Regions from separate parts of the Mus musculus genome. Here regions 1 and 3 are each linked to region 2. Evidence: chromatin loops called from intact Hi-C (ENCODE). Cell type or tissue: gastrocnemius. All regions are shown on one strand.

What was found. A loop is a pair of places that touch in the nucleus more often than their neighbours do. Peaks named below come from ENCODE experiments on the same cell type or tissue, not always from the same donor. Only the 100,000 strongest peaks of a DNase experiment are listed, where the experiment ranks them.
Region 1: it touches region 2 in a loop (4-fold over the local background); 30 of 42 quality-filtered maps call a loop at or near these places.
Region 3: it touches region 2 in a loop (3-fold over the local background); 9 of 42 quality-filtered maps call a loop at or near these places.

What each region holds. Positions count from the first base shown.
Region 1 is chr10:19,692,241-19,694,740 of GRCm38, forward strand. All of the region lies in intron 1 of Gm33332 (a long non-coding RNA gene), which reads right to left. Among named protein-coding and RNA genes, the nearest start is that of Il20ra, 19 kb to the right of the region's middle. In gastrocnemius, CTCF peaks have their summits at 1,053 (motif pointing left) and 1,611 (motif pointing left); DNase peaks (open chromatin) are centred at 1,061 and 1,558; H3K27ac peaks cover 188 bases.
Region 2 is chr10:19,490,284-19,492,783 of GRCm38, forward strand. It overlaps Gm33104 (predicted gene, 33104), which reads left to right. Exons shown (of 4, transcript NR_152784.1): 2 at 672-734. Among named protein-coding and RNA genes, the nearest start is that of Gm33104, 4.8 kb to the left of the region's middle. In gastrocnemius, a CTCF peak has its summit at 1,399 (motif pointing right); a DNase peak (open chromatin) is centred at 1,418; H3K4me3 peaks cover 475 bases; H3K27ac peaks cover 1,185 bases.
Region 3 is chr10:19,667,933-19,670,432 of GRCm38, forward strand. It overlaps Gm33332 (a long non-coding RNA gene), which reads right to left. Exons shown (of 4, transcript XR_380146.2): 2 at 1,219-1,350. Among named protein-coding and RNA genes, the nearest start is that of Il20ra, 43 kb to the right of the region's middle. In gastrocnemius, no CTCF peak of the experiment used is centred here; a DNase peak (open chromatin) is centred at 1,370.

The DNA.
Region 1 (2,500 bases), 200 kb after region 2:
TAACTTTAAAACAAAACTCTTTGGCTGTTCACGAACAGCCTTCACACAGCTTCCCCGAGGCTGCCACAGGACTTATTTCAAAGGCACAAAGACCTCATGAAGCTGCCTCTGGACACAGAGTAGCTGAGTAAGTCAAGCTACTCCACATGGGAAAGTCAAGTCCATCTCCACACACTGACGATATCTACAAAGCAATCGGTGCCCTCTACCTTAAGATCTCAACACGGAAATACTTCAATTCTTCAGTAACGGGTACTGCATGGACTGTGTCCCTGCTCAACCTACCAGTGTATGGAACTCAGAAAACAGCATCCGATAAACGAATGTTGTCATGTTGAATAACAGAGTAAATACCCTCTCCAGAGGAGATGCCCCACGGGGACTGTAGCAAATTGCTCCAGACTTGTTAAAACCTTGATTAAATGATAAGTAGGTACATTGGCTCAAAGATGATGGGGTAAGTAATAGATAGAGGTCAAAGCAGCTTGTGTCACCATGGTAGGTAGGAAGGGGGAACTCTCAGACCGTGCACATAGGTGGAAACCCTCAAGGAACTGGTGCTAGGGTCTCTTCTGGTTCAAGTGGTAACCTCTGCTGTTAAAAAGTTCTTCCCAAGAAAAAAAGCTGGCCCAATTTCACACTGGTCACTGAGCCCCATTTTTGCACTTCCTGTTCTGTTTTCCGATGAAGGGATTCCGGTGTTCTGTTTACATGCAAGCCATGTCGGATGTGAACCTAACGTGAGTAGCAGTCCTTGATTCTAGCTGTGACCCTGTAAGTGAGCCTGCCGCCTCTTGACTGACAGATCCTAGAGCTCTGTCCGAGCACCACCTAAGTGCCTAGATGGGAAAGGCCCACTCGAGCCCACTCATCTCTTCTCTGTCTACGCTGCTGAGAATCAAAAATCAATTTCACTTTGGAACTGCAGACGATCCCATGTTGAGGGGGTCCTGCACAGGTGAACCTCTGCCCTCTGGCGTGTTTCTTATGAGAACATTGCAGAAGCCTGGAAGGACAGCCAGACTTGGGAGTATGAGCAGAGAGTGACATCCAGTGGCCGATGGGTCACATTTCTGCTGTGCTAGGCACTCCATTTCTGAGAATGTTGGAGCTGATGCTTAGCCCCAGAAGCTGATGCCCGCCCCTGTCCTCATAAGCCGGGAAAGAGGCATTCCAGGAAGACGATGATTGCAGAACAGGTTCTCCGATGCTTCCTGCCCATGTCCCCCGGCAGCTTACACTTACAGTATAAGCACTCTGCCCTCTCTAGAGCTTTAAAATACATTGCGAGCATGACAAATGGAGGCTAGAAAGATGGCCCAGTGATTAAGAGAGTTTGCTGCTCTTGCAGAGGATCTGAGCATCCTCATAAAAGCCCACACCAACCACTCATAACTGCAGTTCCAGGGGTCTCAAAACCCTTTTATGAGACTTTCAGGCACCAGGCACACGCATGGTACACATATGTACATACAGCAACTGTACACATGATTTTTATGGGGTTACAGTGGTCAAGAGCACCACCTGATATTCCAGAAGACCAGTGTGGAGTGAACCACATACCTCTAGTCCCAGGGAATATGGTGCCCTCTTCTGGCCTTTTTGGACACTGTGGCCACATGGTGACTGGACATAAATACAGGGTAAAATAAACACCCATACACATAAAATAAAAACAAATGAGTATTCTGAAGTAAATAAAACTAAATCTCTAAAAATGTATGACTCAAAATTATATTTTCTTATAGCTTTCTCTTGTTTGACGTTTGTAGAACATGTTTTAATATTTTCAACTGTTAATATTCAGCAAACGGGATAATTATTTTAAGATATACTTCATTGTTATGAGGCCCTTTTCATTTCTGATTGTGTCTCTTGTATCTCTGATTCCATCTCTTGTATTCTGTTGGTGATGCTTGCATCTATGACTCCTGATCTCTTTCCTAGGTTTTCTAACTCCAGGGTTGTCTCCCTTTGTGGTTTCTTTATTATTTCTATTTCCATTTTTAGATCCTGGATGGTTTTGTTTATTTCCTTTGCCTCTTTGATTGTATTTCCTGTAATTCTTTAATGGATTTTTGTGTTTCCCCTTTAAGGGCTTCTAGCTGTTTACCTGTGTTCTCCTGTATTTCTTTAAGGGAGTTGTTTATGTCCTTCTTAAAGTCCTCTATCATTGTCATTAGAAGTGATTTTAGATCCGAGTCTTGCTTTTCTGGTGGGATGGTGTGTCCAGCACTTGCTATGGTGGGAGAATTGGAGTCTGATAATGCCAAGTAACCTTGGTTTCTGTTGCTTATGTTCTTGCGCTTGCCTCCTGCCGTCTGGTTATCTCTAGTGCTGCCTGTCGTGGCTTTGTCTGACTGGAGCCTGTCCTTCCTTTGATCCTGGCTGTGTCAGAACTCCTCAGAGTTCAGATGTCTCTGGGATCCTGTGATTCTGGGATCCTGGGATTCTGGGATCCTGGGATCCTGAAATCCTGGGTGTGCCAGAGCTCCTGGGA
Region 2 (2,500 bases):
CCGAGACTGTGTTTAGCTCAAAGTCTATATGGTTGACTCCAAAGTTCAAAATTGCTTTGTTAGATGTAAGCCTTTGTCCCTGGACGGACAGGCTTCTGTCTCTTAGGAAAGAAAATTAAGTTGTATTTTCTATGTGGTGGTTCCTGAATGCAGAATTTTAGATCCGCTTTAATAAAACACGTGGCTGTGTAAGATTTTATGTTAGTAACGGTGATGGAAAGAACATTGATTTATTATTATTATTATTATCATTATTATTATTATAGAAAATTTATGATCACAAATTCAGCATCTATCAAAGAGTTTGGCCACAGTGCACCAAAAAAGCCTCCACCTACTGGGCAATGTTACGACAGGGCAAGATAAAAGCAAAGCTGGTTCCCTTCTTCCCATCACAACAAAAAGGTCGATAAAGCACACACTTGATATCAAACAGAGCTTCCTGCTGGCTTCAGTTACCTGGGAGTCTGGAGCCTGTGGTTTGAGTAATGTTCTGTCCACAATGCCGGGCAGCAGAAGCATAGAGAGAATGTCGGGCTTCCAGCCGGCTGAGCGAGCGCCTAACAACTTCAGACTCATTCTTTATTCTCCATCAGAAACGATAGCAAATGTGTTAAAAGGAAAAAAAAAAGTATTCACCGATCTTCTGATGTTGCCTTTTTTGGTGCTAGGAATTGTGTAACAGAGGTGATCCAGACGAGGTGATCCGCCCTTGAGCTACCTTCCAGGGTCATGTAAGTTTGCAAAAGAACCGAAAAGGAAGAGTTTTGCATAGTTCCTCTTGAAAACAAATGGTTTTTGTTTGTTTGTTTTATGTTTGTTTGTTTGTTATTGTGGAAAATTCCTGAAGAAATAAGATAGAGGTTGCTGGGGTGGGCACTGCAGATGACCAGGTGAAAACAGGACCAAACAGAGTACACATGTGCAGCATAAGTGCAAACATTGTAACTTTTATCTCTTTGATCCTGAGAAATTTTGTCAAAGTAATGACGTTAATATTTTTAAACTCTATATTTTGGTATGCAATAGGACATTTATCCTAGAGTCCATAAGAATGATTTTTTTAAATATGAATGCTTATATCAGTACTAAAGAGGACTCTGCTTGAATCCTCAGGTACTTACCTCATTTTCAAGTGTATCAATTAAAAAGATTACATAATAGGTGCTCTGAGTGGACACATAATTTTCTCACCATTTCTAAACATTCCTACCAAAAGTATAACGTTTAGCTGCCACCCAAACGGTGGAAATGCATATGTACATCTGCGACTTACAAACTGTGTTTTGAGAAACGCTTGTGAGGGAATGCTGCAGCTGCTGATAGGTTGACCTTTAGATTAAAGGAAGGAGAAGACAAACAAAATTCTGGCATGACTGAAACAGAGTGGTAGAAGCCCCGGAGAAGGACCACCAGGGGGCAGCATCCTCAAGCGGTTGTGATGGGGTGAGGCGCCCCCCCCCCCCCCCGCAAGGTTGTTGGTTAGCTCCAGCTATTTAGAACCAGAACCGTTTTCTGATTTCCAAGTTAAAACCCCTAAGTACAAAAACATGTGTCCCCACCCCCAATGTGAAACGGACGAAATTCAAAAGCAAAAATAATACTTTATGCAGCTCAGCATGTACCCTACATCGTTCTGAGCGATGTACATGGATCAAGCAGCTGCCATGACAACCTTTGCAGTGTAAACACTGTTGCTAGTACATTAAAATCACGTGTGCATTTATATGATGCATTGTCTATGATTTTTAATTGAAATTTACAAATGAGGAAACCGGGACACAGAAGTTTATCACGTGCTCATGCCATACAAATACCAAATACCAAGTACCAGAGCTGAGATTCGGACCAAAAGCTCTGGCCCAGAGATCAGATCTGAGACTGAGCCAACAGACTGAGGCTCTCAAGGCAGTGTTTCCTTGTTGGCGCACTATCAAGTTCAGCTACCAGCGCAAGGTCCAACTTATGGCCTTGTCTGGAACACAGCTTCTGTGTGCTGAATCTCTTGAAAACACTTCCCCCGAAAGTTTTACCCCAACAATGCTGCTTTCTTCGTAATCGTGGCTAAATTCTCAGCTCTGGCCAACCAGCATTGAGTATCCAGCAAGGATTTTACTTTAGTAGTTCTGGTATCTTGTTCATCACAGATGGTTCTTCATCCCCAGCTAACCAAAACTACAGATCCTTCACACAAAATGTCCTGTAGAGTCTTTTCTTCCCGCTGACACTGCACAAGCTAGGCCTCCAGGTTTTTTTTTTTTTTTTACTGTTTGCAGCAAGCTCTTACAGAAGTGACTCAATGGCTTTTCTAGCCCCAAGTTTCACAGAACAGTTCATCCTCAAAAGCAGTGAGGACAGGAACTCAAACAGGGCAGGAGTTCATTCAGGGCAGGAGCTGATACAGAGCATGGAGGGGTGCGGCTTACTGGCTTGCTCCTCATGGCTTGCTCAGCCTGCTTTCTTGTAGGAGGCCAGGGATGGTGCCACCTACAGTGGCTGG
Region 3 (2,500 bases), 180 kb after region 2:
GAAAATATGAAACCATATGATCTCAGAAGAACTTGCAGTGACAGGAGTGGATGCACATTCTTTTGTCTGACTTCATGTGACAGCTTTTTCATGGACACTCATCTGTGGGTGTGTTATCTGGTAAAGCTCTCATCTGTGCCTGACATGTAAGGATTCCTATTTTGGATCTTAAGTATTACTTCCATTCTCCGTTGACCTTTGAAATAACTCCCTGAACTTGGCTTACATTTCTGTGCTTCACCAAAGAGTAAGCCTAGACTCCCTGAGTTCAGCTTCCAGGGCACTGATCTGGGCTCCAGTTTAAATGCAGATTGACCAAGCTTCACAGCCACGCTCTGGCAAACATTGGATGGAGGTCGGGGACGCTTTTGCGAAAAGGATTGAAGTCCCTGAAGGGGACAGGAACCCCATAGGAAGACCCACAGAGACGACTAACCTAGACCCCTGGGAGCTCTCAGAGACTGAGTCACCAATCAAAGAACACTCATAGGCTGAAACAAGGACCCAGCATGTACAGAGCAGACGTTCAGCCCAGTCTCCATGCGAGCCCCACAACTGGAGCAGAGGCTCTCCCTAAAGCTGTAGCCTGACTGTGGTATCGGTTCACCAACAGGGCTGCCTTGTCTGGCCTCAGTGGGAGAGGATGTGCCTAATCTGGCAGAGACTTGATGTTCCAGGGTTGGTGGAGATACAGGGACAGGGAGAACCCTCTCAGGGGAGAAGGGGAGGTGAAAGGGGGAGAGTCTCTGTGAGGAGGAACAAGAAGAGGGGCAGCATTTGGGATGTAAATAAATAAAATTTTAAACAAGAAGCTATTGTCATATATCCTAAGCTTTCAGTTTAATACTTTTGTGGGGCTTCTGGGTGAACGAGTGGGTCTCTGATTCTTGGGCCTGCTTTGGGACTCTTATTTTTCTGTTGGCTTGGCTTGTCCAACTTCAATATGATGGTTTTGTTTTATCTTCTTATATTTTATTTTGTTGTTACCTCTTAGAAACCCATTCTTTTCTGATGAGAGACAGAAAGGGAAAGGGTGTGGGCGGGAGAGGAAGTGAGGAGAAGCTGGCAGTGGTTGAGGGAGGAGAAAGGATATTCAGATTCTACTGCATGGGAAACAAATCTGTGTTTCGTAAAAGGGGAACATTCATATGTTGCCATTCTAACTTTCAAGGTGACAATACTAGGAAGTGGAACTGTGCTTTGCTATGGTAATCATACCTGACAGAGACAGAAGAGGAAAGGCTAATTTCGGTCATGGTTTCAGAAGTTCATCATTTCTTGGCCCCAGATGCTTGAGCAGAACATTATGCATCGAGATTGGTGAAACCGACTCAGCCACATCATGGTTGACTAGGCAGCAGAGAGAGAGTGGGATCAGAGCCAGAGGTTGGTTATCATCTTCCAAGGCCCACCCCCAGTGAGTTAATTCTGCCAATCAGGATCCACATCCTACAGGTGTTTCACATTCTCCTAAATAGAGCAACTAGCTGGGGGATAAGCAAATCCCCGGGCTGTGGAGGATACTGAAGATACACACTTAGCCAGGATACTACAGAGACCCTTAGAGAATGGAGAAGGAGCTTTCATCAATGAAATTAATACTCTTAGCAAAGAGGCACAAGAGTGAACTTTCATCTTTCTACCCTCTGAGAATGACACAGCAAGAAAGTGCTACCCAGGAACCAGGACATGGGGTCTCAGCAGACTCAAAACCTGTCCAATCCCTAGAGCTGTGGAGGGAAAATGTATTTTAGAAGCCACTAAGGCTGTGGTATTTTATTATTAAATCCAAGCTAACACAAGTACTTTTATGAGGACAAACTAGTATTATTCTGAGTATTTCTCTCACCATTTCATACAGAATTGCAAGCTATTTCAAACTCTCAGATATACTATAAAAAGTGGCATCTTTTGAGAGTTTTTACATTAACTTTTGCATGTAAAATCTTGGTAGACGGTCACTTCTATTAGGGACCACACCATCCATGTGGCATTGTCTTCTTCTAAGAACATAGTATATGCTGATGGGTACGTCTCTGAAGCCACTGGAGCACACTACAGAAAATCCAGGCAACCTCTTGCTGTGATACTGTAACGAGCCTTGCTAAAAAGAAGCCAAAATTTGTAGGGCAGTCTTGCCAGTGTGTGTGTGTGTATACATATACAACATATACATATACATATACATCATATACATATACATCATATACATATACATATACATATACATCATATACATATACATATACATATACATATACATCATATACATATACATATACATATACATCATATACATATACATATACATATACATATACATATACATATACATACAGGAGGAAAAATTAGAATCAGGACTTCTTTGCTCTGCTTTTGTTTTTTCTACTAAGAAACTCTCTGGTATCTGAAGGTAAGTTATGCCTATAAACCACTGATCCAAACATCCAAATCTGGACCCTGAAGTTTGACTGAGCCACTACTGTTAGATACCCCAGCT